2 separate regions of the Homo sapiens genome follow, and region 2 is linked to region 1. The links are chromatin loops, found by intact Hi-C in ENCODE. Cell type or tissue: IMR-90. All regions are shown on one strand. Links, peaks and the distances in the headings refer to the core of each region. The heading gives the core; the rest is flanking DNA.

Region 1 (15,658 bases), core at 4,863-12,862:
ATTCTAACATACTTGATTTTTTAAAGATCAGTGTCATCACCCAAAAGTTATGCTTGCTGTGTTCATGGTCTGCATTTATGCTCTCTGAATTTGCCTTGTCAAAGCCCGGCTTTTCTCCAGAATCCCACTATGGCAGGAGATCAAGGGAGGGCCTCATGCTCTCCAGCAAATGATAAAATTCCACAGCGAAGCTTTCCCAGCATCATCCAGAAAGAACCCAGAATTAGCTGGGTTCTGACAACCATAGCACATGTCCCCACACAGGCTGTGCACCTTGACTGAGCAACACCCCTGTCCTCGGCCAGCAGAAGACTCGCTTGGCCTGGTGTGGGCAGAAAACATGCCCCAGGCTTTTCTCTTGGCACAGCTTGCTTGGAGCCCTCTCTGCTCCCCCAGAGCCACAGCCCTGCCCCTCGCCCCAGTGATGGTGCTGTGGTTTGCTTATTTTGACATATTCGTTCCTAACACGCTGAAGATGAAAGGCAGGAAATGTGCAGTTCCAGTTCCCATAGCAGCAGTGGTTGGACCACGTTGCGTCACATTTACAGAAGGGTCATGGGATCCTGAAGGCAAACACAGCATAGGCTGACCTCAGGCCCAGGGGCTGGCCTGGCACAGCACATGCTGGGCGCTGCCCGCCCCTAGATGGAATCCCTCCTCACCACGGACTGACCACAGCCTGGCTCACTCCCACCACTGTCTGTGACTGAAGCCACCTCCTCACAAGGTCACTCCTCTTGGGGCTCCCCACTGTCCCAGAGAGAGCCCACTTCCTCCCAGACCACTCCCAGTCCTGGCAGTGTGACTGCTGCTGAGTGACGAATATGGAACTCTCCCTGCCTTTCCAGTTCTCTTCGAGCAGGAAGTGCCTCCAGATCTTTGGGGCAGAGATTGGAAACCCCCAGTATTCTAAAAAAGTGGCAGAACTTGACCCATCAAGACCCAAAGGGAAAAAAAAGCCAAGGCCTTGCTGTTTTCCCTCAGTGACCATCGGCCCTTCCTGCAGTCCCCAGCCAGCTAGATGATTCTTCTCTAAAACACGCCATCTTTCCCATAAGATATAACTAAGCATCACTTCCACCCACACTCAGGATGTTAAGACATTTGAAGAATAATTTGTTCTAGACCCGAAAAAAACCTTGCAGGAAGAATTCCACTTCCCTTCCTCCAGGTGTGTGCCATGTGGCTTGGTTATGGGGGCAGTGGGGGCTGTAACTGGCTTCGTATGTGGCCATTTCCTGCCTTTGGTGCAGTTAAACCAAGCCCTGGGTCATTAGGCTGCAGGAATACCATTTGTGCATTTCATTTCCTTGGGGATGATTTTTTAAAGTGGCTCTAATGCACCTGATCACACTCAGATGTGTTCCCAGGGAAGTAGGCGATTTGAGAGTGCAGTAAAGCCAGCTCGCATGTGCCCAGATCCAGCTCAGTTTCCTGTTCAACAGAAGCCACTAAAGACAGGTACTCAGGGTTGATAATGTCCTTTTGTGCCTTTGTCTGGGGCAGCTCATTAAGGTAGAGACACCTCAGCGCTGACAGGACAACCCCTTCCTGTGTGTTCCAGGGAAACCTAATTGACTACAAAACCTTTTTTTTTTTTTTTGATGTTACCACTGCCAGATACAAATCCAATTAGCAGCAGAGTTAACTCAGATGAATCCTGGAAACACGGAAATACCACATTCTACAGCTAATCAGACCCGTGGAATGATGACACATCTGGATGTCATCAGGAAGGTGGGATTCTGAGGACAATAGGAGACTGGATGCTCTCAGAGCCCACATGTTCCACTGATTTCAGAGCCCCCTTCTGTGGGTGAATTACAAGGACTTCGAGGATTAACAGTCGGAGGCCAGCTTCTGTCTGCTCAAGGCCTCTGGGTCTAGGAACATCATCGCTTTATTCTGAGGCCAAGAGATATTCAAAAGAAGTCACTAAGGTCTTATTTCCAGTAGAGCCCCTTGGTCCCTCCACAAATCCCTCCCTACAAATCTGGATGGATTTAAGAAACCCTTTGTTTCTTGTTATGTGACCCTTCTCCCAGAGACTTGGGAATCCTGTATTCTGACTCTCCTGAGAGTAGAAGCAAACTAGTAATTTCAAGGCACAGAGGGATGCTCTGGCCCTCCCTGACCTCCCTTTAAATAATTAATGTTGCCAGGCAGGTGCTAAAAGACTAGGCAGAGAGAAAAATGCCAATGCAAAAGGGCAAGTGCAAAAGGAAATACCTGCCTGGCCTTTGAGTGATCATGATGGTGACTATTCACCATTGCAATGTGGATTGTAATGTTGGAAGACACTCCAGGCTCTGGGAACCTTGCTTTTAGTAATAAAAGCCCCATTTAGAAGTAACCAGGTAGCTAGAACAGCAGGGCTAGAATCAAACCGATCAGAAGCCACGCAGGAGGCTTGTGTGGGGGCTTCTCAGGACATCAAGTTTCATCCTGATTGGTGGCCTTGTTGTTTCAGAAGTCCTCACTTGCCCACAGAACAGGTTTCTCCTCAACCTACTCGCCTGATTGGTGGGAAAACCCCCACTGGTAGAAGTGGCGGCTGTCAGGGTAGGAGGGCAGAGGCTGGTGCAAGATTTGGAGGCTTTTATCCTTCTTATGTGATGTGTGATATGCTTGGTTCATCTAAGTGTAGTGGGTCTACTCTGGCCTCAGACAGGCGGAAAGCATATGGAGATAAGCAGGGTGGAAGTCTCTGGAATCAAAGCCCAGGGGTCTGGGAAATCAGCTGGAGCTCTCAGATGTAAGCAGCAGAAACGAACAAGGGCTGTTTTCAGCAGGCAGTATCCATCACAATTACCTTAGGTATTTACTTTACCCTTCTACAAGCCTCAGAATATTTCAAGGCCCCCTTTACTATCTCTGGTGGATTCAATGGCTCAGCATTCTTCATAGCCACAGGCTTTCATGGACTTCATGTTATTATTGGATCAACGTTTCTCACTATCTGCCTTTTCAGTGGAAAAGGAGTGTATTGAATGGCTATGGGGTGGCTCAGAGTCAGCGAGGGCTGCAGCGTGAGCTTGGAAAACAGCAGGAGGGCTCTGGCGCAGCCAGGCTCATGGGCAGAACCACACCAGAAGCCTAGGGCCGGGAGGGCTCTGGGACGCCTGCTGTGGGTTCCTGGACATCACAGTCCCCTATGGGTACCGCTGGTGCTGGGCCTGGCCACCGTAGGGGAACAGCTACCTCCAAGGCCACTGAGGACACAGGGTTCCACCCCCTGCAGCCCCCTGCCATGGTGGTCCCTCGTTGTTCCTGCCACTCTCAGCTCTGGCATCTCACTTAAGTCTGTGTGTCTCTAATTGGCCCAGCTCAACCATGTGCCTGTGCCCCACGGCAAGGTGTAAATATCCACGATGCCTGAATTCCGATGCAGAGCCCACACTCTCCAGGAGGAAAGCTACTGATTGCTCTCTTTATCACCAGCGGACTACAATGAAGACTAAACGAGACAACAGCCTGGCCCTCATGAGGCTGTCCTTTCCTGCCCCTACCGCCCAGCTCCTTTGGTCCAAGCACCAAATTCCGCTTGGTGGATATCCAGGCCCTTCACTTCACTTCTCTTTCTTCCTCAGGCTGTTGTTCCTTCTGTATCTCTCCTTAGGGCCTCCATAGGGAGGGAAGGGGGCATGAGGTAAAGTCCTGTGCCATTGCTCTCCAGTTTACAGCGAGGCAGGTGCAGCTAGTGGCCAACTGATGGCCACAGCAAGGGTGTTAACTGGTTAGAAAATGCCAAGCACCTGCCTCGGAGCTCAGTCCCCACCTGTGAAATAAAGCTGCAGCCAGGGTCTGGGGCTCACACGGAGGAGGAGGGTCTCCAGCAAGGAGGTCACCCTTCAGATGCAGGACAGAGCAGCAGAAGCCAGGCGGAGTTCCACCCTAAGCAAGGTAGGAAGAAAACGGAGTGGGCTGCAGAGCACTGGGAGTTTTTTGAAAAATTATAACAAGACTTCTTTGTTTATCTTCTCCCTGGCTTCCGCAGCCGGTCTGAGTCGGGATAAATTCAGCACAGGAGGAAAATGCAGCATTTCCTCCCCCTCTCCTCCCATTTTAGGTGAGAGGAGGAGGTGGCATGGGGGATAGAGAAAGATCTGGCAAGCTCGCCAGCTGGCACTGCGGCTGGGCTGAACACAGCGAGCTTGCTCTGCGCCCCCACAGAGCGGGGCCCAGAGCAGAAATGCGGAGGTATCCTCTCTCTTTGCTCCCCTTCCACCATCTCCTTAGAAGTCAGGTTGGTCTCAGGCATAGAGGGGGTAGGTAGCCCCTTGCTCAGTATGATCCAAGCGTCCACACACCTGCAGGCCCCTGCAGAGCCCCAACAATCAGGCTCATGGCACGCAGCTTCTGGGGGGAGCCATGTTTTTAAGAGTACACCGTTGCTTTCAGAAAGACCCATTTAAAATGCAAACCGGTAGCTTGGGAACAGCAATATATGACAAGCTCAATCCCCTCACGGAGTTGACCATCATATTACTAAGGGATGGCTCACGCGACAGTTCTAAGGATGGGAGCTGGAGATATTTTGATGCAAGTGAGGACATGCAGTGGTGGGTGCCCTGGGTGTAGGGATCACATGAGGGGCTTGGATAAGAAGGGGCACCAGGAAGATTAGTAGGAATAAGGAATGAGGTTGGAGACAGGGATTGTGAGCACGAGGCCTCTTCACCCCCTTAGGCTTACACTTACAGAGCCTCGCCTCTCCCTAGCATAGGGAAGAAGTTGGAAAGCTTTGGATACTGCTGTCCAAAACCCAAAGACCTTTCACAAGAGCCTGGGTCTGGACAACATGTCTGGTCTCCTCCCGATCCCTGTGTTGATGGCGGAGAAGGTGGTGTGATGACAGAGGCCAATGCATTCTGTAGGGGAGAAGGGACTCCCCTAGGAGCTGGATCTAGGGACAGACTTAAGCAGCATTTTATTTTTTGTATCAATTTCATGCATGGTTTGTTTGTTTTAAAATCTGGTTCAAGGCATTGTAGCTATGAAGACTCAGTTATTACTGAGCCTACACTGGGTGGGAGGATGGGGAGGCCTGCGGGGCTGCTGTTGCCCTTTTGAGTAGTTCCATTCTGGTGCCCAGAGGCTGGCATCACAGGGAGTCCTTGGCCCTTGGCCACTGAACAGAATAAAGACTGAAAAAGGGACCATGGAGGTAGGTGACAGAGGTGCATTGCTAAATATTACATTGTATTTTGTTTGAGTCTGTTTGGGCTGCCATAAAGTAATACAGGCTGGATGGATCACACAACAGATACTTATTTTCTCACAGTTTTGGAGGCTGGAAGTCTAAGATCAGAGTGCCAACAGGGTTGGTTTCTGGTGAGGGCTCTCTTCCTTACTTGCAGACGGCCACCTTCTCACTGTGTCCTCACATGACCTTTTCTCTGTACACACATGGAGAGAGAGAGAGAGAGATCTCTGGTGTCTCTTCCTCCTCTTATAAGGATATCAGCCCTACTGGATTAGGGGCCTTATGACCTCATTTAACCTTAATTACTTCTTTAAAGGCCTTGTCTCCAAATACAGTCACATTGAAGATTAGGGCTTTGACACGTGAATTATGGGGTGATATCATTCAGTCCATAACATACCTATATACATACGTATGCATATATGTTAACAGTAATCTTCTGGTGGTGGAATATGAGTGCATTTTTTAGTTTGTGTTCTATGATCTCCAGGTTTCTGCATTAAGAATATCTTACTCCTGTACTTACAGGAAGAAAGCAACAGGTAATAGTTTCTAAAGAGAAGGAACACATTTTCAGTTCAAAATAACATGTACTGTAGGATTATTTCTAGAATTACATCTATAACTTGTGTGCCCATCTACGGACTCACCTGCCTACCCATCTATCTGTCCATCTGTCCATCCTTCCACCCATCCATCCATTCTTCAGTTCTTCCTTCCATTCTTTTTTCCATCTGTGTATTTGCATTGAGAGATATATGGAATGAAAATGAACAAAATGTTTGTGATGGTTGTTTCCGTATGGTGGAGTTTTAAGTGATTTTGTATTCTTCGTACTTATCTCTTCTGCTTGAAATTTGTAATAAGGAGGTACGTAAATTTTTTCTCAATTCACAACATTGAACTTTTTATTTGCTTACACACATGATCCGAATCACTTGATTCTGGAACAGTAGTTGGTCTAACACAGCATCTCTGCTCTATTCATAGGGTGGGTTCTAATCACCAAGCCTAACTGAGCGTTCCTAGCTGGCAAGACTGAGAGCAACTCTGACCCCACAGCCTTGGTCGTGCTGAGGTTGCCAAGCTCAGCGTGTAAAGTGGAGGTGTAGCTCAGTGGGGGAGAAGAGAGGGAGTTTGCAGGCTACACCTGGGCTCCATTTAAACCCACAGCCGGGCATCTCGAGCCTTTGATGTATGCTGTGCAACTGGCTGGCGGGTCTGTAGCTGGCGAGGCTCTGCCATTTACAACTCCAGGGTGACTGCTAAGTGCCCTCAGGGCCTTCCTGCCCAGCTGCAATTGTCATCTCTGTTCCAGTCTCCCCTGACTCCCACTATTCTGAAACTGGGGCAGGAGATCCTGTGGAAAGATCTCCAAGGGCCTCTGAGCTTAGAGATCTCCAAGGTCAAGGATGTGGCTGTTGAACATTTTTAGCTCCAGTGAAATAGATAAGCAGCCTTCTGTGTTCATGGATTTGCAGAGCATTTTCTGAGTGTTGGAGAGCAAAGGAGTAGTAGGCACTTTCTCACCTAGGGTGGGAGTGAGAATGACACAACAGTTTAGGAAAACAGGCTAGCATTCGTTATTTAGGAGAGGCGAAGATACATTGGCACCATGACCTAGCAACCCTGCTCCTAGGCACATGCTTTGCATCTGGAGATGTATACGGATGATCATGAGAGTGTTTTTTCTAATAGCCCCATGCTGGAAGCAACCCAATGCCCATCAACAGTTATAGATGGCCTGCATAAATTGAGCTATATTTGTACAGTGGAATGCTATCCATCTGTAAAGATGAACTGATTACAGCTAGGGCAACAACATGGTCATAACCCACAAACATAAAGTCGAGTGAACAAAGAAAATCGAAAAAGAATATATACAGCATTATATTGTTCATGTGAAGTTCAGAAACAAAGCCATATTTTTTTTAGGGATGCATACAAAAGTAGCAAAAATATGGAAAAAAATTTATAAAACACAAGATACGGATACCCAGGGGAAGGAAAGGAATCAGAATCAGCCAGACTTTCTTTCCCAGGGTGGACAGGGACTTCTGGGGTGCCTGGCAATGTTTTTCTTCTTAACCTGGGTGGTGGTGACAAAGATGTTTGCTTTATAAATTATTCATTAAACTCTTCAGTTACATGTCTTTCTTTGAATATTTTATATTCACTATGAGAATATGCAAAAGAGAAAAGCAAAATCCAGTCTCCATGTCTAGAAATGGCTGCTTCCTTTACCCCAGGCTTCCTTACTTCTGGGACCTCCAAGCAGCATTTGTCCAAGTCTATGACCAGGGTCGTGAGTCAGTGTGCTCTTACTTTCCAAGTTCTATGATGAGCTTAGCCTTATATCTGGGACTGTTGTATGTGTGGAAGTGGGAGGGGTGGGAATATGCTGCCCCAAGAAGACAAAACATTAGGAATAACAGTGAAAACACGAGACAACGCTGTAGAGACTTCCAGTGTGGTGGAAGTTTGGAGAATGAGTCCAGGGAAGGAACACTCCATTGGTCCTGAGGATGGACTGGGGGAGACAGAAGCTGGGAGTGGGGAGGGTGAGAGAGGATGTTGTGATGAAGGTCCCTGTGAATGACCGGTGGAAGCCAAGTATTGCTGGATCCACAGGAGGGTTTGGAAAAGCAGGAGAATGTTTGCTTCACCCCACCTTGTTGCCAGTTTTTGTCCACCAATCAATCAATTATCAATTCAGTGATGCCCCCAGATATGTTATATCTAACAGTCAATAGGAGAATCTTGAACAAAGAAGACATACAGAAACCTTCAGAGAAAAATAGAAAGTGAATAAGAGAATTAAAAAATAGATGCCATTGTTCTCATTGCCAAACTCTATTGGAAAACAATCCTCAGCTGCTCCAGGAAACGCATTAATCAGAAGTCTCCCGGGCTTGCTGTGGAAAATAGTTTGGTAGTTCCTTACAAAGTGAATCATAGAATTACCTTACAATCCAGCGATTCTACTTCGGTTATATATCCAAGAGAATTGAAAGCAGGGACTCAAACAGACCCTTGTGCACCATAGCCTTATTCACCATAGCCAGAGGTGGAAAAACCCAAGTGCCCATCCACAGATGAATGGATAAACAAAATGCAGCACATCTATATAATGGAATATGATTCAGCCTTAAAAAGAATGAAGCATTGAGACTGCTACAACATGGATGCACCTTGAACCCGTGCCAAGGGAAATAAGCCAGTCGCCAAGGGACAATATTATAGAATTATTCCATTTCTATCAGGTACCTAGAATAAGCAAATTCACAGAGACTGAAAATAGAACAGTAGTTAGCGGGGGCTAGGAAAAGAAGGGCATAGTTATTGTGTGTGTGTCGTTGGTTTGCTTCTTTGAGACAGAATCTCACTCTATTACCCAGACTGCAGTGCAGTGGCACAATCTCTGCTCACTGCGGTCTTGACCTCCTGGGCTAGGGTGATTCTCCCACTTCAGCCTCCCGAATAGCTGGGACTACAGGCATGCACCACCATACCTGGCTAATCTTTGTAATTTTTGTAAAGACTGGGTTTTGCCAAGCTTCCCAGGCTGGTCTTGAACTCCTGAGCTCAAGCGGTGATCTGCCTGGCTCAGCCTCCCAAAGTGCTGGGTCTGCAGGTAGCTATCATGCCCCTTGAGAGTTTTTTTTTTTTTTTTTGAGACAGAGTCTTGCTCTGTCACTTATCCTGGAGGGCAGTGGCACGATCTCAGCTCACTGCGACCTCCGCCCCCCGGGTTCAAGCAATTCTCCTGCCTCAGCCTGAGTAGCTGGGATTACAGGCGTGTGTGGCCACCCCCAGCTAATTTTTGTATTTTTAGTAGAGACGGGTTTTACCATGTTGGCCATGGCTGGTCTTGAACTCCTGACTTCAAGTAATCCACCCGCCTCATCCTCCCAAACTGCTGGGATTAGGGGCATGAGCCACCACGCCCAGCTGAGAGTTATTGTTTCACAGGTACAGTTTCTATTTGTCATGATGATAAAGTTCTGTAGATGGATGGCACAACACTGTAAATATAATTAATACCACTGAATTGTACATTTAAAAATGGCTACAATGGTAATTTTATGTATATTTTACCATATTCCAAAAAGAAGTCCACAGAAGCTCAAAAAATTGTTCCTGTGTGTTGAGATAGAGGAGAGAGGCCTGGGCTGTGGAATCATTTACTGAATACCAAGAAAGAAAACAAGGTAAACTTTCCTTGTTGAAGGTTGAAGAAGAAAAAAATGCTTTCTTTGGCCTATCCCTGGAGCTTCTGCTACTGTTGGGCCAGCCTCTGGCAGCAGCACAGAGATAGATGTTAAACAGCGCGGGTAGACCTGGGTGCTTTCAGAAAAGTGGCCCCTGCCCCTTCTTCCTATCCTCATCCCTCAACAAAGGCTGAACCCTGGTTACCCTCCAAAAGCCTGTTTTCTGGGAAATTGCCTTTTAGAATTTTTCTTTAAATGTATGAATCCACCCTGAATGCTATTTGAAAAAGAAAAGGAATTTAAAGATGTTGAAGTATGCTTACATATACACAATGGAAAAATTTGCTTCTCAAACAGCCTGAGTAGAAAACCTCGCATCCCCATGGCAACCAGATTCCACTGTGACCACACATCAAATGGGTGGGTGACCTGGCAATGTAGGCCTGGGCTCTTCAGCCCCTCCCTGCGAACATATGGGGCCCAGATGTACCACCCACTGCAGTAGGGTGCTTGAAGCTCCAGGATGGCTGGCTGAGGGCTCTGTTCTAGTCACTAAGGGATATTCCTGGAGACCCATCTAACCTGGGACAGGGAATCAGTTCTTCCTGAAAATCATAGAGGGGCAGGAGACTCTCCCTCAAGCCATTGCCCCGGGGAAATGCAAGACCCCTGTGGCTACTCAGGGGCTTGGATTACTAGGATGAGTGGTTGGGATTTAAAACAATTGTGTGCTGCTGACCAGAAAACCAGGCCCTTGGTAACACAAGAACTGCAAGTCCTGATCAGTTAAAAACCTAAAGAATAATCAGATCCTTAATGCTTCATTTCCTTGAACAGACATCTGACCCTTTTATAGAGTTTGTGTCATCTTCCCCTTTGATCATCTTCCCCTTTGATCATTCAGAACAAGTACTTCTTTCCAAACTACGGTCTCAGTCCCATTTTCAAATAGTATTTTGGAATGGCTAGCCTATGATAACCCCACCTCCCTTCCTGTTGAGCTTCCTAATGATACCGAAGGGAAGAGCGTGGTCCCTTTAAGTGATACGGAAGCGGGGGCGGGGGGGGGGGGGGAGGGAAGGGCGTGGCCCCTGGCTAGGGCTCCACCCCTACGAGCCTAGATGAGGACAGGCATTTTTGTTTTCCTGCTCAAATGCTGCATTTCCCAAGACCACCCTGGCCTGCCACGCCCCCATCCTGTGCCTATAAAAATCCTGAGGCCCTAGCAGGCAGACACACAGATGGCAGGACGTGGAGAGGAGCACAATGGCGGAGGAACTAGGCCACTGACCGGCAGAAGCAGAATGATGCTGTGGCAGTCGGATGAGAGCCCAGGCCGCTGAGCTGTCGACTCCAGGGGGGAAGCCTTCCCACTCCATCACCTTCTGACTTCCCCCATCTGCTGAGAGCTGCCTTTACTCAAAATCTTGCACTCATTCTCCAAGCCCAGGTGTGATCCGATTCTTCAGTTACAGCAAAGCAAGCACCCAGGATACAGAAAGCCCCCTGTTGTTGCAACAAGGCAGAGGGTCTAATTGAGCTGGTTAATACAAGCTGCCTATAGACGACAAAACTAAAAGAGCGCAGGGTAGCACACGCCCACTGGGGCTTCAGGAGCTGTAAACATCCACCCCTCGACACTGCCGTGGGGTTGGAGCCCGGTAGCCTTCGCGTCTGTATGCTCCCTAGAGGCCTGAGTAATGGGGCACTGAAGAAGCAAGCCGGTCCCCGTGTCGCACGCCCTGCAAGGGCGACAAGTGAACTTTTCCCATTTCACTAAGGTCTTTCTTTTACGAAATTGATGTATAATAGTTGTACATGTATATGGGGGTACGTATAATATCTTGATACCTGTATACAATTTGTAATTATCAAGTCAGCTGATTGGGAAATCTATCACTTCAAACATTTTTGAGTTGGGAGAGTCACAATTCTTCTAGCTATTTTGACATAGACAATAAATGATTAACTATAACTTCCCTGCTATACTATCGAATACTACAACTTACTCCTTCTATCTAACAGTATTTTTGTCCCCATTAACCAACGTCTCGTCATCCTCCATCCCTTCCCAGCCTCTGGTAACCACCATTCTCTCTCTATTTCTATGAGATTCACGGTTTTTTTTAGCTCCCACACATGAGTAACATGTTATTTTACTTAACATAATGTCCTCCAGTTTCATCCATGTTGCTGCAAATGACAGGAGTTTTTTATTTTTATTTTTATTTTTTTTTTTTTGAGACAGAGTCTCGCTCTGTCGCCCAGGCTGGAGTGCAGTGACGCGATCTCGGCTCACTGCAAGCTCCGCCTCCCGGGTTCACGCCATTCTCCTGCCTCAGCCTCCCGAGTGGCTGGGACTACAGGCGCCCACCACCACGCCCGGCTAATTTTTTGTATTTTTAGTAGAGACCGGGTTTCACTGTGTTAGCCAGGATGCCCTCGATCTCCTGACATCTTGATCCGCCCGCCTCCGCCTCCCAAAGTGCTGGGATTACAGGCGTGAGCCACCACGCCTGGCCCGGATTTCATTCTTATGGCTGAATAATATTCTATTTTGGATACACCACATTTTATTTATCCATTCATCTGTTGATGGACACTTAGGTTGATTCGCTGTCTTAGCTATTGTGAGTAGTGCTGTGATAAACATGCAAGTGTCTTTGGCATACTAATTTCATTTCCTTTGGATGTATATCCAGCGGTGGGATTGCTGGATCATACTGTAGTTCTAGTTTAGGTTCTTGAGGAATCTCCGTACTGGTTTCCATAATGGTAATACTACTTTACATTTTCACCAACAGTGTGCGAGTGTTCCCCTCTCTATCCTTGCCAGCATTTGTTATTTTTTGTCCTTTTGTCTACCACCATACCATGCTGAACACGGGGATCCCATCTGAGGTCTTTCCTGTGGGAGTGGCCGGAAGGCCATCATCCTTGTAGTCACCCTCCCCTGCTGACCCCAAGGAAAGCTTTGCAGGGCTTGTAGATATCAAAGCAAGCCCTCGATTTTGATATTTCGGGGGCCCCAGCCCCAGACTGGCCAGCTTTCTCATTTCTCCCACAATGCAGTTTTTATAATTGGCAAGCCTTGTTTTTACGTTCCAAGCCTGGAGTCTTTTTCCACAACATTATAGAAGACCTTGGGCATTCTGAGAACTAAGTAGCTTGCTCTTGGCATTGTCTTTGATTGGGCCAGGCTTTCAATGAAGGAAAACACATCAGGAAGAAAGTTGCTCCCAGGGTTGCTGACTGATCGCAGAGATTTTTTTTTTTCTTTACCACTTTTCTTTGTGTTTGGCCAGGTATAGAGTGAGGGTGGGGGGTGGGGAGGCCTCTCCTAGCAGACTGAGCTTTTCTGCACCTTAGGCTAAGGCTGAGTGGGGCCAGTCCTCTCCTGGCCATCTCTGAGACTTGACTCCCCACTACAGAGGAGTACAGGGGCACTGGGCATTTCTTCCTTGTGAGAAATTTTCAGCTCCCGTCAGAATGACCTTCCACCAAACCCTTTGCTTCTTCCCGTCATAAAGTTGGAAGAAGAAAAAAGAAAAGCGGTTCGTGGTATGTGGGCAGGTAAAATGTTAACAACTTTGCTATAATCCATGTTCAGTTCAGTAGACTTGGAACAGCATGAATTTCGCAAAGTGAAAAACTCTGGCTTCCTCTGTAGACGCATTGCTCTGCAATCTGAAAACTAGCAGCAAGCCAGAGTAATAAGAGCAAGGAAGGGGGAGAGGGAGGAAAAAGGGAGAGGGCAGACAAAATCAGTGTCCTAGGGCCTAGCCTGAACGGTTTAAGTTAATGCCTATCTATTAATATCTTTTCTTTCTCCTTCCTTTTTTTCGCCTTTCTCCCTCCCTCCTTCTTGCTGCCTCCCTTCCTAGAGACATGATGATGATGCTTCCCTCTGGCAGCTCTGTCTTATTTGGCTATACCCAGCCAGAGCTATAAGAATTCAAGCCTGTCTTCACAGATGTTTCCTTTTAATCACTATAATTAATATTAGTGATTGTTAATGGGGACATACTAAGAAACACACTTGCAAAATGCTCACTGGCAATTGGAATAACCTTGATTTTGTGAGCCACGCATCCTCTTTGCTTGGCCACCGGTTCCACAGACAATGCATCAGATCCTAGAATTATCTGATCATTTATTAATTTCTTCTCCCAGACCTGGGACAAAACCAGGGGGTTTCCAGAGTGGAAACAACAGGGAAGTTAGCTGTCCTGACTGAGAGACTGTGAAGGTTCTCAGTGTGGATTTCCTCTGATCTCCTGGCATCACCATCTGGAGTGGGAATGGGTATCGGGTGGGTGTTCACTGAATGCTGGTTCTGGGCTGGGCCTGTGTTAGTGGGCAGGCTGCTCAAGTGGCTTTGGGACTCTGGGGCAAGAAGGCATCCTGGCTCCTCCTACTCTGAAAAAGTGGATGGGTGCCTTGCTGGGGGTGCCTCAGCGAAAGGCTGTATGTTGACAGATCCGGGGATTCCAGTCTACTCAAACTCATTAAGCACATGGGAACTCCCGGCATAGGGCAGGCCCAGCAGAGGCTATGCTGGTGGACTGGGGACATTCTCAGCGTGGGGAGCCTGGGCGTCTTGTCACTTCCCATTAGCTGCAGGATGCCAGGATCCTTCATTTCTGATAAATCATTCATCCATCGACCTAAAGTAATGTTTTTAAAACTGATGTTAAGAAAAAAAAATGTTTTTAGATAAGTTAGTAAGTTTGCAGGAACAACAAGGCTTCCCATACACAAGTTGCCAGTTTGTATAATCTCCTCAACTTTTTAAAATGCAGAACTTCTCAGAAGCTTTATTATGCTAACATGATTCTAATTTCCACACAGGTGGAATTGGTATACAGTATTTCCCAAGCTCGTTTAACTGTCGTTCTCTTTGCTCTTGGGATACCTGTTGAACTATCTAATGCATCACCAAACCTGCTGATAAAGCAAAACTAAGCTAGCAGAACTCAAGGCGGAAAGGGAGAGAGCCACAGCATATAAGTCGTGTCTCGGGATGAGGAAGACAGGAGGATTTTGTAGGGTTCTGGGGGGACTCGGCTCAAGTTGGTTAAGGTGGTTTTTTAAGGCAGGGCATATAGTAGTTAAGACTAGCCAACCCAGCAGGGTCTGGCAGGGACTTTTGATAGATAAGCTATTGTTTGGTAAGCAAGCTGTTTGCTCAGGTGAGCAGTGTGCTGTCTCAAGTAGATTGCTCTATAGGGAGTTTCTGAAGCAAAAGTGAAATTATTGCTTCATAGTCTTATCTGCCTTGGGCAAAGATTTCCTGGACAAAACAACTAAGTCATGTTGACACAGGTGGTCTCAGTTCTTAGGACCTATAGCTGTGTTCGGTTGATGGAGGTTGTCATAGTTCTCATAACAATTCATATTTCTCACATGTACAAGAGACTAGTACATGGGATGCTAGTCTTTTCAAATGCACTCTGAGAAATACAGAATCTTTGAAGTTAACATTTCCAACAGAAAGTCCTTGAGTTTAGTGCCTATTGCATAAAAATGACTTCCTGTGTTTCTCGGGAACCTCCCTGGTCTTCCTAATTAAGGATTTTAGTTAATAAGTGTTCATCTGATTCATTCTCCTTGTGATTTGTGATTTTTATAAAATTTGATAAAGTCCCATTTCCTTTCTCTAAGAACATCTAATTTAGGTTAAGTTATGCAATTTAGAATAAAATTTGAATAAGAAAAGAAAGTATTGAGGACAGTCAGATTTGAGTCAGAAACTGGGAGGTGACTTTGAAGGGAAGTAGGAGCAATCAACTGTATGGAATATAGTTTCCGATTTTTGTTTTCTTGATGCTCTGGCATTTGATGCATTGATGGTAGAGAGCCTGCTCCTCCCAGGGCTAGCTAAGTCCTACAGAGCAAAGAATTCCCCTTTGAGGACACCTTTGACATATAAACCAACCCATCCAGAGCTCACATCCCCAATCATCTCCTTTGTCAAACTCACATACCAGACAACATTCTCCCTGCTCTAAATCACCCCAGGACCAGGTACCCAACAAATGGAGACCACTCCTATAGCCCAGAGCCTGCTGAAATTATTCAAACTAGCCAATCCTAGCTCACTCAGCTACCTACCCTGCCTCATGCATCCTTCCCTGGAGATCCCAATAAAGGTTCTGGGCCATGTTCTGCCTCCTTCTTCTGCCTCCTGAGTGACTGTGGTTCTTGCCATGTAATCCTGCATAGTCTACCGTGCCTCCTG
Region 2 (15,658 bases), core at 4,135-12,134, 49 kb after region 1:
AAACTGGTTTAGAAGTGAGGTGGGGAGGACTGTGGAAGGGAAGGGGAAGGCTGACTCATAAGAAAGAGAGGGTCACTGATGGAGCAAGGCTCTGGAGAAGTCAAATGTTGGAGACAGAATCCAGGGCAGAGCAATTAGCTCTGAATACAAGGAAAATCACTTTCCCCTTCCCTGAGTTGGGAGGGAAGAGGGTAAGAGGAGAGAGGCTGGCTGTGCAGGACTGGTGGTGGGACCTAGGGTCAGAAAGTTACAGGAATTCATGCCTGGCAGTCTATAGTCTCTGAGCATCAGGAAGGAAGTTCAGTTATGGAGCAAATGAGGAGTTTTGGCAAAGTGGGGAATAGGAACTGGAGCTAAAACTGGCCAGGAATTCAGAGAAGGGCCACTGGACTTGAAAGCAAGTTTCCTTTTTGGGTGACACATTATAAAATCGTACTATACCAGCCAGTGTCAAGCACATTAAACAAAAAGTGATGAATATTTTCTTTTTACGTGCGTCGTTATGCTTTATCTAAATGTTTCACTTTATATGCAGTTTTACATTATCGGTGATGTTTACGTCACATACTTTGCCAACTCAGAAAAAGGTATCTTTAAAAAATCAATTGCACAAATTGTACAACTTAGAATAGCTTTTCAGTTGTGCTGCTCCATCTAGCACAATACTAATAGGTGCTGTTTCCTATAGATAATTCTACAGGCACTGACATCTGCAGACAATTTTGTTTACTAGACGTTGTTGTATTTTAATTACCTGTTTTAAAAATGATGAAATCTGAATACAATGAACATTCAAAATATAATTAAAAAGCCATAAGTTGCATCTTGAAGACTATTTGTGTGTTGCAGGATGCTAAGGAAGAACTAGGTGGGATATGCGGGAAAGGAGGCCTGGAAGGGTTCACAAGGGGTGCAAGGGCTTGGGCCTGAAGCTCTAGATCACAACAGAGAGTGACTTTTGCCTAGAATTGCCACACCCCCTAGAAATCTGCAACCCATTCCTCTGGGTATGGTTCCTGATAAGACATAATTCAAAAGAACAATCAGCTTCACCCTATTACATTATTAGCGAAGTCAAAAATGGTCCCAAGAAAAGCAACCTTGTAAGTGGGCCACAGATATTTTTTCTAGGCCACCTCCAAAGCTTTTGGTCCATCTCGACAAATGAAAGTGACAGAGTATAAGGCATGAATTACACTTTAATGAATAAAGGGCAAAACGAACTAGTTTCAAAGCCCTCTTGTGCAACTGGAAAAAAAAGACCATTTTATTACCATGACATTTGTGATTGCTTTTAACCTGTGAACAACTCCTTTCACATTAACTTCTCTGTTAAAACAGAGATGAAAGACTGGATTAATTAACGGATCCCCAGTACAGTCTTATCAGTGAAGGCATTGGTCAGAAGCAGGCTGCAAAGGACAGGGTGGGAAAGGGTGGGCTATTGAGGGGCCCATATGGCACAGGCCAAGTGTCATGTGTCTCCTGGGCAATGACTTAGATAAAAACTGAAGTCATTCTCAGTTGGGCCTGCCATTATTCAGACTAAAATCCTGGCTTATAAAAGGAAACAAACACCCTGCTTCTCATCATGTTTACAGCATTCATATCTCCAGTTTGAAAGCCAGTAACAGAAACTGAAAAAGAAATCCATGATATAGGAAGATAAAGAAAAATTCACCATTAATCTTCATTGTTCCTTTCAAGTCAAAACATTCCCTTTAGAAATAAGCATGAATGCAAATAGCCAAGGAGCATGCCTGCAAAGCTTGCTGCAAATGTAAGCCACGTTGGAGATGATATGAACATTACGGGAAATAAAATTTTGCTTGGGAAGGTGGCAATGACATTTCAGCTGCAGCTTCTCATTTGGGACTGTGATGAGTCAGTTCTCCAGCACAGTGTTGGGTGATGAGGGGAGAGAACAGATGAACAAAATCAAAACGAAAGGAATGTAGGTAGGCAGGCAGCTGGTCAGGAAAGTTTTTTCTTCCCTCATTTTTATGTTTAGGGTAACTAGAATGCACTCTTTTAGGTGACCAATGTTTGTCTCACCAAGATGGTCTTAAACTTTTTGGTCCATATGATATGGAATTTAGAAATCAAACCCTAATTTGGCCGGGCGCGGTGGCTCACGAGGTCAAGAGATCGAGACTATCTTGGCTAACAACGGTGAAACCCCATCTCTACTAAAAATACAAAAGAATAGCCAGGTGTGGTGGCGGGCACCTGTAGTCCCAGCTACTCGGGAGGCTGAGGCAGGAGAATGGCATGAACCCAGGAGGCGGAGCTTGCAGTGAGCCGAGATCGTGCCACTGCACTCCAGCCTGGGCTACAGAGCAAGACTCTGTCTCAAAAAAAAATAAAAAATAAAAAAATCATACCCTAATTTTACCACTTCAGTTTAAAGTACTTTGATTTATATTATTATGCCGTGAAAAGAGAATACATAACACTGGCTATGATCATTAGCAAGAAATACATACAAGAGTACTTAAATTAGGAGGAATACTTACTATAGGAGTATCTTTAGTATCAAGGCAATACCTTCTTGCCTTGTTGTTAAGTTACGTCTAGTCAAAACTACTAACCACCCTATAACTCTGGAGTAATAATGTATTAACAAAGAGCGAGGTTTTGGTTCAGTTAAGCACCACGATAATGTCAGTTAAGCACTGACACTATGCTGGCCATTCCTAGTCTTCTTGTCCTGATCAAATGGATGTGTAATTGATGACCATGGCAGGAAAGGCAGAAGAAATGCACCAGGCACTTGCTGAAACATAGCTTTAAGCACTGGCCAAGGCTAAGTACCTGGAATAGAAAGGCATGCCCACTGGCCAGCAGCAGACAGGAGTGAGGGAGGCACTAGGCGGCTGGGGAAGGGGCGCAGGTGCTAATGGCCTGTATAACCAGCTGCTATAGAGGTGGCCACACGGGAGAATTTGCAGGGTCTTTCTGCGCCACATACTTAACCACACAAGTAGTTAACACGGAAGCACCGCTTCAAAGAGAATGACAAATGACAGAAAATTGGTGACCTAATTTTAAGAGTAAGAAAACTGTTCAAAATTGAGAGAAATACCATAAAAGCCTACTAGACATACATTGACCATACCACAAATAAATGATGTAACTTTAACTGTGAGCAATAACTACAGGGAAAAGCTGGTAAAATATGATCATACTATAACAATATGACTATTAGGACAGTCACCAGGGCAATACAGTAATTTAGTTCTGCTCCCATATGAATATTATAAAAATGGTTTATGTTAATTGGTATACAAAACAATATTTTAAATATGTGCAGAAAAAATAAATTATTCTCATAAAAATACATTTACCACAATTCAATATTGGCCTTATTAACAGAGCTTAAATTCTTTTATGGTTTCCTTTATGATCCATACATTCCCAATCACCGCTATGTTTTTGAGGGAGAAGTATATCTAAAATTACAAAATGAATGCAAAGGTTGCACAGAACTTGCTTAGAATCATAAACAACCATATTAATGCTAGAACACAAACACAATTTCTGGTGTTGATGTTCTGTGCTGAGCTGAAATAGTGGCCCCTTACACAGAACCATCAATCTGAAACCCAAGAATCTGGATGTGGAAATATCAAAGTTCTCAAAGCAATCCTTTGATTATTATATGCTACAAGGTACAGATTGTATAATAATGATGAAACAATAAATATAACCATTAATTCAAAGACATTTTCCATTTCAAAATATGAGTATTTAGAGTATTATAAAATATATAATTTTAATGTTTAGGCTTCTTTTAAGTTTCAGAAGACAATTTCTTTTTGATTTCTTTTCCCCTGATAGTTTTGCCTCCAAACTGAATCATGCTCAAGGTTCAAAAATGTTAAATGCCATCACCTAAAACACTTCTACTTAGAAAGTAAGCTTCATTACTGAGATGAATGAGTTCGTATTCAAATATTAGTAAAAATCAACACTTTGAAATACCAGTCCCCTAAGGTTATATTATGTAGGTACAATAGGAAAATAAATAAGTAAATGGTTGTGCAATAAAAACCACTTACATTCCATAGCTGAGTGACAGAAAATCTCTATACCTACATTATAGATAGGTAACTGAACACTGACATACGGAAAACCCTCAGACCAGTCTACAATGTCTTGTGATCCACAATTCTTTGAAGCTAAGTCTGCATTAATATATTATTTCCACACAACCAGGTTTCAATTTCTTTTTGACTTGGTTATAAAAGTGTCATCTGAAGAAGTACTGTTAACATATATTACAATATGAATGCAAGTATTCCTATACTAAGAAAAAGATCTGACTAAAATGCACAGGAAGTTATTAAAAGTATGTAGTTAAAACCCTTTTTAAAATCCCAGTAAATTCTGGGATTTAAAAAATTCTGTTTTTCTTCTTTTTCACTGATTGCTGCTCTTACCTTTAATACTGCCTTTCCTTAAGTACTTGGTTTAATTGATTCTTCTTTTTCTAGTTTCTTAAGATGGAAGCTTAGCTCTTTGACTTAAGACCTTTTTTCTCCCTTTCTAAATATAAGCATTTAATGATATAAATTTCCTGATAAGTACTACTTTAGCCACATTCTATGAATTTTGATATGTTTTATTTTTCTTTTCAATCAGTTCAAAATATTTTCTAATGTATCTTGTGATTTCTTCTTCAACCCATGAGTTATTTAGCAGTATGTTATTTAATTTATAAGTATGTGGGAAATTTTTCAGATATCTGTTAGTGATTTCAAATTTAATTCTGTTGTGGTTGGAGGATATGCTTTGTATGACTTTAACCCTTCTACATTTATTGATACAGTCATGTGTCACTTAATGATAGGGACACTCTCTGAGAAATGCTTCATTAGGTGAACATTATAGAGTGTACTTACACAAAATCTACATGGTAAAACCTATTATGTACTAGACCTAATGGTCTAGCCTATAGATCCTAGGCTACAAACCTGTACAGCATGTTACTGTACTGAATATGTAACATTAACACCATGGTATTTGTGTATCTAAATGTATCTAAACATAGAAAAGACAGGGTAAAAATAAGGTATTATACTCTTATGGGACCACTGTCATAACTGTGGTCAGTTGTTGACTGAAACAGTTATATGACACATGGTTATATTTGTCTTATGGTCCAGAATATTATGTATCTTGGTGAATCTTCCAGTTCACTTGAAAAGTATGTGTATCCTGCTGTTGTTGAGTGGAGTACTCTATAAATATCAGTTAGGTCAAATTGGTTGATACTGTTCTTCAAGTCTTCTATACTCTTACTAATTTTCTGTATATTCTGTCTATTTCACCCTCACCTCAGTTGCTGCTTTATGTATTTTGCACCTGTTATTAGGTACATATAAATTTTAAACTGTTATATCTTCTTGATTAATTTTACATTCTTCATTCCCAATAATATTCCTTGTTCAAAAATTGTGTTTAAAAAAGTACAGTCACTCCAATTTTCTTTGAATTATTGTCTACATATACATATTATTTGCTAGATATAGAATTCTAGGTTAATGTTTCTTTTCCTTCAGTTCTTTGAAGATGTCGCTCCACTGTCTTGCATAATTTCTGATGAGAATTTTGCTTTTTCTTTCACTTCTCTCTGTGCCCTTTATATTTAATGTGGGTTTCCTGTACACAGCATATCACTGGATCTTGCTTTTTTGTCCAACCTGACAATCTCTGCCTTTTAATGGTGTGTTTGAGTCATTTTCATTTAATGTAACTATCAACCTGTTTTCTATGCATTCCATTTGTCCTTTATTCCTTTTTTTATGTTTTATACTCTGAATTAACTGCATATTTCTTATGACTCCATTTATCTCCACTGTTAGTTTAACTATGTCAATTTTAGTTTTATTCTAAGGTCTAGAACATACACATCTTTTTTTTTTTTTTTTGACAGGGTCTCACTCTGTCACCCAGGTTGGAGTGCAGTGGCACAATCATAGCTCACTGCAGCCTCACACTCCTGGACTCAAGTGATCCTCTCACCTCAGCCTCTTACGCAGTGGGAACCACAGGCATGTGCCACCACACCCAGCTAATTTTGTCTCTTTCTCTTTTCTTTTCTAAATAGAGATGGAGTCTTGCCACGTGCCTCAGGCTAGTCTCAAACCCCAGGGCTCAAACTGTCCTCCTGCCTCAGCCTTCCAGAGTGCTGGAATTACAGGCGTGAGCCACCATGCCCAGTCTACAATATACACCTTTAACTTACAGTCTACCTCCAAATAGTATACCACTTTATGTAATGCCCAAGAATCCTATACATGAATATACTTCCACTTCCCCCATCCTCTACTCTACATTACTGTTGTCATACATTTTGCTTGTATAAACTACATAATATATTACCATTTTTGCCTTAAAGAGTCAACTATCTTTTAAAGATACTAAGTCAGGAAAAATATCTTTTAAAGTTACCCATGCTTACTATTACTTCTAGTGTTCTTTATTCCTTTGTGTAGTTCTAAATTTCCACCTGGTATCATTTTCTTTCTTAAAAAGTTACTGTAATATTCTTGTAGTACCAGTCTCCTAGGGATGAATTCACTCAGCTTTTGTTTGTTTAAAAAAATAAATATTTTCTCTTCATCTCTGAAAGATATATTTGCTAAATATAGGATTCAAGGTTAATAGATTTCTTTTCCTTCAGTCCTTTGAAGATGTCACTCCATTGTCTTGCATAGTTTTTGATGAGAATTTTGCTGCCATTCTTTATTCATTTTTATGTAATGTGCATCCCCCCAACTGCTTTTAAAAAAAACTTTGTAAGATGTGTGAGTACCAGTGAAAAAGGAAAATAATTTGTTTCCTCAAAGTTGACATATCTGTCCTAACTAAAATAATCCTCGAAGATATTAACAGAGAAGATAGTAGTATAAAAATAATTTATATTCTTTTAAACAAATGTGCATTGTATTCTTGAGTGTGAGTATGCACATTTAAGATTCTATAAAACCACAAAACTATAAACACATTATGAAGCTGAAATGTGAAAATAAAACTTAAGAGAAACCAAACGTATGTATAATTTCTAGATCTGAGAGACATCCTCTGTACATTACGTGTGGGATGAACAACCTCAATTCTTAGGCTGAGGCAAAGTATGGATTCTCCTTGACTTATGATGGGGTTACATGTCAATAAACCCACCATAAGTTGAAAATATCATAAGTTGAGAGTGGGGTTTCTACTTTTGATATTTTCAATTTATGATGAATTTATCCAGATGTAATCCAATCCTAAATCCAGGACTGTACTGAATGAATATTGCTTTCAGACCATCATAAGGTCAAAAATCATAAGCTGAGCCATTGTAAGCCAGGGGCCTTCGGTATCACTTTACAGTGAAAACTGTTCTTTCCCCAAATTTTCTCACTCTCTCTGGCTGCTTTTACAATTTTCTCCTTAACACTGGTTTTCAGCAATTTATGATATGCCTTGATGTTGCTTTCACCATATTTTTTTCTGTTTAGTGTTTAGTGTTCACTGCATTTTTGGATCTGTGACTTTTCATCAAATTTATACAATTTTTGGTCACTATAGCTTTAAATAATTGCTCTGTCTCCTGGTTTCCCATCACTGTTCCTTCTGTGACCCAAATTACACTTATGTTAAGACTGCTTGCTATTGTCCCACTGGTCACTGATGTTGTGTTCATTTTTTTTTTTTTTTTAATTCTCTGTTCTTCATCTTGGATATTTTGTATTGTATTTTCTGGTTTACCAATCTTTTCTTCTGTGGTATCTAATATGCTGTTAATATAATCCAGTGTATTTTTCATTTCAGATATACTTTTCACCTCTAGAGATTCAATTTGGATTTTTAAAGACAGCTTCCATTTCTTTCCTCACTACAACCTTTAGTCTACTGTTAATTTTGGTCACAGTACTAAGATGATACCCTCTTGAAGAGTCTTAACCAATGCTCCATGTGTTGTGACTTCTTTCTGTTTCTACTAGTGGGCAGAATGAGTCTTCAGTGAGTTTCAGCCATTGTTTAGCCTATTGCTTTCTGGTGGTTTCCCAATAGTTTCTTCCCACATATATGCAGATAAGTCATCAGTAAAAGACTCAAGAAGGCTCCTCGGCAGATCTCCAGAATGCCTTTTGTGTGCAGCTCTGTCTCCTCAGGCAGTCTCTGCCCCATACATTTGAGCTGCTTTGCACCTCCCCCACGACCCCACCCTAATCTCTTTGTCCTTCACTGGGGTAGACCACAAGACTCTGCTTGGACTCCCCCTCCATGTGCTGTGGCCTGGAAACTGCCTCCAAGCAGTAAGAGTGATCTTAAGAATCATTTTGTTTGTGTTCCTTCTTTCAGTTGTCACAGTTCTATACTACCTATTGATCAATGTCTGGCTGTGGTTTTTATATACTTTTTCTGGTTTGCTAGTTGTTTAAGATGGGAAGGTAAATGTAGTTCTTCCATCATGACCAAAAGTAGAAATTTAGTTTATATTATTGGTTCTACTGATTCGTTCATGTGAACGCCAACCAGTGACTTTAATAGGCTTCAGTTTCTACACATGTAAAATAAGATTAACTTAATCAGTAATTTTCAACCCCCTTTATACAGACTGAACTGCTTCAGGATTCTTTTGTCATCCATGTTTCATGAGCACATCTCACCCAGCAAAGTGTTACATTAACACTGTCATATTCAGTAGGCTGTTCACTAAGATCTTGCAATAGGTGATTTCATTTGACATTTAATCTTGTAGAGGGCACTGCTTATTTTTCAGTACACAGAACAAGTTCTTATTTTTCATAAAAGCTCCCAATCCATGTGAATCGTATAGAGCTGACCTCTTCCCCAGCTCCAGGGGAAGACCTGGATCTAAGCCAGTACATTCCCTTCTCCTGACTGGAGCTACTGGTGCAGAGATGAGCATATGATATAATTGGTCAATGACTGCCATGCCCAGAACCTTTTTTCAAACAGTCTGTCTTTGAGGCTGACTAGAATCTGGGAGGATACAGAGCTGAAGACTTTGACAGTCATCTTGTCACCAGAGGGAGCCTAAAAATGAAGAAAGAGTTGGGAAACAGGGTTCTGGTGGCATTTTAAGCCCCTAAGTCAAAGGATACCTTCAATTAATGCTGGACTTTTTCTACTATGTGACACAACAAATTCCCTTTTTTCTTAGTCCAGTGTGGGCTGGGTTTTCTGACACTTGCAGTAAAAGTCTCTCAACTGTTCCATCAAATAGTAAATATATTCATGGTAACAGATTAAGAAAAACACACTGAAGTAATACAATTGCGGAGTAATGAGCTGTAACAGCAACCATCAAAGCAAATTAGCACACCCCCTAGAGATGGACTTCTCTTTAAGAACAAGGGCATGTGTACCAGGCAGAGCACAAGCAGAGATCAGGGTTGTGTCACATGCAAGAGGTGAAGCTCCAAACAAAGGTAGTTCTAAAAAGAGAAACAGAGAATATGATATTTTAGGCCTGATTTGGGCAAATCCATTCACATGGATAGCCAAAACGTCACCTCTAATACAAAAGACTGGAGGATATCACCTAATGTGACAACAAGCCTCTGACTACCATGACCTAAAAATAGATGTGTTCTTTTAATTTTTAAGTCTGGATAATACCTTACAAAACACGCCAGTTCTATTTTTGCTCCCCAAAGAACATAAAAATATAGAAAATAAGCAGCTGATGATATGGTGGTTCTTCAACTGTTGGGCTACTGGCCTTTTCCTTTATAGTTTTCCTATTTTGTAACCAGAAGAATCTCAAGATAATTTAAGAAGAGGGATTAGAAAACTGGAAAAAAAAATCTATTAGTATGTTGCTTGTCAAAAAAATAATTTACAGTGGTTTTCAGCTACCAGAAGTTTTTGTGTAGTAAAAATATTTAAAAAGAAAAACCATTGCTTGTCACGTTTTCATTTATTTTTTAACCTATATTCCACTTCCTTTGGTGTATATACACATCTCTTTTTCTACTTTCTATCCTTTGGGCTATTTGATGGAGGCAACAATATTTTTGTGTCATGCACTATTACATAACAAATGATGAACACCAACTAATGATACTAAGTTTACTGAGATATGGAGTACTTGACAACATAGACAATAATTGAAGCAAGATGATAAGACATGTACGTATTCTTTAGGTACATGCTTTAACCGTCCTACTAACAGTCATGGTAAACCTCACTCTTTTTTTTTTCTTTTTTGAGATGGAGTTTGCTCTTGTTGCCCAGGCTGGAGTGCAATGGCACGATCTTGGCTCATTGCAACCTCCGCCTCCCAGGTTTAAGCAATTCTTCTGCCTCAGCCTCCCAAGTAGCTGGGATTACAGGCATGCACCATCACGCCCGGCTAATTTTGTATTTTTAGTAGAGACAAGGTTTCTCCATGTTGGTCAGGCTGGTCTTGAACTCCTGACCTCAGGTGATCCACCCACCTCGGCCTCCCAAAGTGCTGGGATTACAGGAATGAGCCACTGCGCCCAGCCAAACCTCACTCTTAATAAGACTTTGTCCTATAGGGAATGTTGACACAGTGGGTCACAAAAAAGATGAAGTATGATAGCACATTTTGTCAGTTAAACAAGGCTTGAAACACAGAGACATGAAATATTACATATGGTATTTCTCCTATTAACTTACAAAATAAGCAAAAGAGAATTAAGACCCAATCCTCAGTTAAATCTGGAAGGGGTGAGTGAATATAAGATAGAAGAGATTACGAGAAGGGGCTTTAGAGTACCAACATGTCTCAAACGGGGGAAAAACCAACTCCTGAAGGTTGGACTGTTGTATGAACATGTAAACTGAAATATTAAGAATTTTACAGGCCAGGTGCAGTGGTTCATGCCTGTAATCCCAGCACTTTGGGAGGCTGAGGTGGGCAGATCACCTGAGGTCAGGAGTTCAAGACCAGCCTGACCAACATGGCGAAACCCCATCTCTATTAAAAACACAAAAATGTGGTGTGTGTTTGGTGGTGGGCACCTGTAATCCCAGCTACTAGGGAGGCTGAGACAGGAGAATAGCTTGAACCCAGGAGGCGGAAGTTGCAGTGAGCTGAGATTGTGCCACTGCACTCCAGCCTCGGCGACAGAGTGAGACTCTGTCTTAAAAAAAAAAAAAAATTTAGAAGAAGTGACAATTATTTCATTTTTAATTGATAAATAAAAATTATATTTACTGTGTACAACATGTTTTGAAATGCAAATACATTGTGAAATGGCTAAATTGAGCTAATTAATGTAAGCATTACCTCACATATTTTTTGTAGTGAGAACACTTAAAATCTACTCTCAGAGAGATTTTATTCTCAATGTATTCTTATACATTGTTATTAACTGTAAGAGGTGACTTTTAAAAATTGCGTGTTTTTCCTATGCGTTTATATCCTTAAAGAAAGTATGGTATATATATACAATAGAATATTTATTCAGCCTTAATAAAGGAAATCCTGCCGTATATGACACCATGAGATGAACCTGGAGGACATGATGTTAAGTGAAATAAGTCAGTCACAGAAGGACAAATATTGCATGATTCCACTTATATGAGGTATCTATAATAATCAAACTCAGAATAGAAGAGTGGCTGCTGTTCAATGCATATAAAGTTTCAGTTATAATAGATTGAGTATCTTCTAGAAACTTGTGAGCAACACGATGCCTTTACTTAACAATACTGTGTTGTGCACTTAAAGATTTTTTTTTTTTTTTTTGACATAGGGTCTTGCTCTATCGTCCAGGCCATATTGCAGTGGCACAATCACAGCTCACAGCAGCCTCGATTTCCTGGGCCCCAGTGATCCTCTCACCTCAGCCTTTTGAGTAGCTAGGACTACAGGCATGTGCCACCACGCCCAGCTAAGTTTTGTATTTTTGATAGAAACAGAGTTTTGCCATGTTGCCTAAGCTGGTCTCAAACTCCTAGGCTCAAGTGATCTGCCTATCTCAGCCTCTCAAAGTGCTGGGATTATAGGCATAAGCCACTGCACCTGGCCTTACTTAAATATTTAAGAGGGTAGATCTCATGTGACATGTTCTTATCACACACAAAAAAAAATCTCTCTCCAAAGTTTAAACTACCCTCTGTCGAATTTTACTCTGCATACTCACTTCTGACTGTCATTCTGTTTCAGGCAGAGATGTCATTTGTATTTGTATATGAAATATTGAACCATGAGGAATATGGCATTATTATACATATGTGGCACATAAAATTAAAGGTATTTTGCCAGTGTTTATGCATAAAACCATTCTTTTTTTTTTTTTTTTTTTTTTTTTGAGATGGGGTCCTGCTCTGTCTCCCAGGCTGGAGTGCAGTGGTGTGTTCACAGCTCACTGCAACCTCTATCTCCTGGCTCAAGTGATCTCACCTCAGCCTCCTAAGTAGCTGAAACCACAGGTGCACAATATCATACCCAGCTAATGTTTTAAATTTTTTGTAAAGACAAGGTCTCTCTATGTTGCCCAGGCTGGTCTTAAACTCCTGGGCTCAAGCAATCCTCCTGACTTGGCCTCCCAAAGTGTAGGGATTACAGGCATGAGCCACTGTGCCTGGCCCCAAACCCTTCCTATGACCTTCTCATCATTCTCATTATATTGACATTTGCTTTCTTTTCAGTCAGTTTGCATATATCCAGCAGTCAAGGACCGTACATTACATATTACTGTGTCTCCTCCCATGTCTAACAGAGTGGTCTGCACACAACAGCTGCTTGATAAATACTTGAGGGATGAGCAAGGAGGAAACGGAGCTAGGAAAGCCTGGAGAGTTTTATTTTAGGTTAGAGAATACTGTGGGCAAGATGTTTCGACACTGTTAAGGGATTTTTCTTTGAAAAGATTGAGTTAGTATGTTCAACAGCAATTTTTCATACATATATTGAAAGAGCCAATCTTTTCAGGGGCCCACATGGACATGGAACAAGAGGCTAGAAAGGAATGAGGAAGACAAAACATGTCTTCCTCATTTAAAACATTTAAAAAAGATATAGTAGAAAGCTTGAATGGAAGAGACAAAAAACATACTGATAAGTAATTTGTGTCAGCGAGGCAGTATAATACAGAGATGCCAAATTTGGAACTTGGGGAATAAAGACAGATTATAAAACATCTCCAGAATAAAGGGCCATGGTCTGTGAGAATAATATGGGTTTCTCTGAAGTATAGCAATTTAAATTCTCTAGTCCCATAAGATAGCTACAAAGAAGTATATGCAACTATGTGCAAACCAACAAGAACTTTGTGAAATGTTTCTTTTCGGATTATTAGTGGCAGGTAGTAACCTTTCTGATAACCTTAAGGATCTGAATGACTTGTACTCGGGGTGTCATACCAGTTCCCCAGCCAGCATGACAAACCATAAGGCCAGGCAGGGTGAGGTTGAGAGGGCCACCGTGCTGAGGGGCAGTGCACAGGTTCTGTGGTCCTCCTCACCAGCAGCATTGGCAGAAGTGGAAAGCAGAGCAGTGGCTGTCATTTTTGGCTTCTGCAGCATCAGATATGTACTATAATAGGCAGCAACAGAAATACAATGTTTACAGGGACTTTAAAGATGATTCTGACCAATTTCCTAGTTTCTCTTCATCAGTCCTCTACATGTCCGATTGCCTTAGGCAGACAGAACCTATGCTACATACTGATCTGCGCTATTTTTGTCTTCTCTTGCAAGTGGCCCACATTGAGAACTGGGGAAAGAGTGTGTGTGTGTGCATGTGTACAACAGAAATACATATAATTCCACTTAATTTCTTTCTTGGAGAAATTCCAAGTAAGAAATTATTTAAAATTATTTAAATTTCCAAGTAAAATTATTTAAAGGAATAATTCACATTATTCCTTTAAAATGTTTATGTTGGACACTCCTTGTTCATATCCACAGAAGAGGCAATGATGAGAGACATTATTGCAGAAGCATAATGAAGCATTCTAGATTGTCATTTCCCTTTTGTAATATTGCATTTACCTTCATTTACAATACCATTAATTCAAAACACTATTCAAATTCCTGAGCATTTAAAATATGTACACAGATTCTCTAGTCAATATCAGATAACATGATGGTATCTTGGGTTTTATTTCATTTTGAAAACTCACATAAATCTAATTAAAAGAAAACATTGTAACAATACAGATCTTAAGACCAATAGAAGACTCTATTTTTGTGTTAATTTCCTGCTGTCATGAGAAGAGGTTTTCAAGTAACAACAACCAAAGGTCCCCCGCATGTCACACTGTGTACTCATTTAGTCATTTATCAAATGCTTCTTGAGCATCTGCTAGTTACAGGCATTTTACTAGACATCGGGAAAGGGCAAGGAAGAATGGAGGGAGGCAAGGTGGTGGTGTGAGGGTTGGTGGGGATAATATGAAAGAGGTGATAGACACTGTTTCTGAATACGACATTTCACTGCTGTTAATATAAAGTTTTAAATATTCTTTCATATATAGTTAATTTTAGTTCCTTTTCAAATCAACGTATTGAAAATTTGTCTCCATAGGAACTTCAATAAAATTTTAATGAAAAATGGAATACTTGTAATAAATCTAATGGTTCACAATACACTATAATTAAGTCCGAGAATTTTAGAGCTGTAAGAGAACCCTTAGACCATGTGGTTTAAAACTTCACAGTTTATATTAAAATTATTATTTGTTCATTCATTTTGTATTAATTTTATTATAAATGTGAACCAAATGAAGACCAAAGGGGGCTTGGATTTGCCCACGTCCTCGGGAGGAAAGGAAAGACTACCCTCAGCAAGAGTGTCGGCCACTGCCGCCCTTCAGTTCACCAGACAGCACAGTGTCCAGTCTGTTGGCTAGGATTGCTGGGTTCAGTATGATCTCTTTTTCCTAGTAGGTCTTGAATCAGTAATTTTATTAACTATTATAAGGTTCATGTTACAGTGTTATTTTAATTGCAATATCAATTCACATTTCAGGATTCACTGTTTGCCTGTTATCTTGGCAACACTAAATCTATTAATACAATATCTTATATCTTTCATTTACATGCAGACTGCAAGTACCTGAAATGAAAATCAACAACTAATTCAAGACTACCTTAAAAAATTAAACTCATATTTTTAGTATCTACTCCCTATAATTCTTAATGTTGTTTTCTTTTAATTACTTAATTTGCCTAAGTAGCCTAGCTTCTGTCGTTATTATAATATTGTATCTGCTCTTGATTTTATTTTATAGAGCTATCTGAATTAAGCAACAAACCAGATGAAACATTTAACAGTTTAATTTGAAAAGAGTAAAATAAATATAGAGGATTTCACTGCATTCTGTAGTGCATGAAAAATGTAGCTTTTATTATTTATTTATTTATTTATTTATTTTTGAGACGGAGTTTTGCTGTTGTTGCCCAGGCTGGAGTTCAGTGATGTGATCTCGGCTCACTGCAACCTCTGCCTCCTGGGTTCAAGCGATTGTCCTGCCTCAGCCTCCAGAGGAGCTGGGACTACAGTCACGTGCCACCACACCCGGCTAATTTTGTATTTTTAGTAGAGACAGGGTTTCCCCATATTGGCTAAGATGTTCTCAATCTCCTGACCTTTCGATCTGCCCACCTCGGCCTCCCAAAGTGCTGGGATTACAGGCATGAGCCACTGTGCCTGGCC

The links. A loop is a pair of places that touch in the nucleus more often than their neighbours do. Peaks named below come from ENCODE experiments on the same cell type or tissue, not always from the same donor. Only the 100,000 strongest peaks of a DNase experiment are listed, where the experiment ranks them.
Region 2: it touches region 1 in a loop (3-fold over the local background); 7 of 110 quality-filtered maps call a loop at or near these places.

The regions. Positions count from the first base shown.
Region 1 is chr2:174,778,134-174,793,791 of GRCh38, forward strand. LOC124907908 (a long non-coding RNA gene) reads right to left here and starts at 9,817. Exons shown (of 2, transcript XR_007087311.1): 1 at 9,741-9,817; 2 at 6,086-6,736. RefSeq lists enhancers at 3,914-4,521, 9,180-9,995, 10,408-10,702. In IMR-90, for the core only: no CTCF peak of the experiment used is centred there; a DNase peak (open chromatin) is centred at 9,818; H3K27ac peaks cover 3,800 bases.
Region 2 is chr2:174,827,879-174,843,536 of GRCh38, forward strand. All of the region lies in intron 7 of CHN1 (chimerin 1), which reads right to left. Among named protein-coding and RNA genes, the nearest start is that of CHRNA1, 71 kb to the left of the region's middle. In IMR-90, for the core only: no CTCF peak of the experiment used is centred there; DNase peaks (open chromatin) are centred at 8,073 and 8,903; H3K4me3 peaks cover 149 bases; H3K27ac peaks cover 3,358 bases.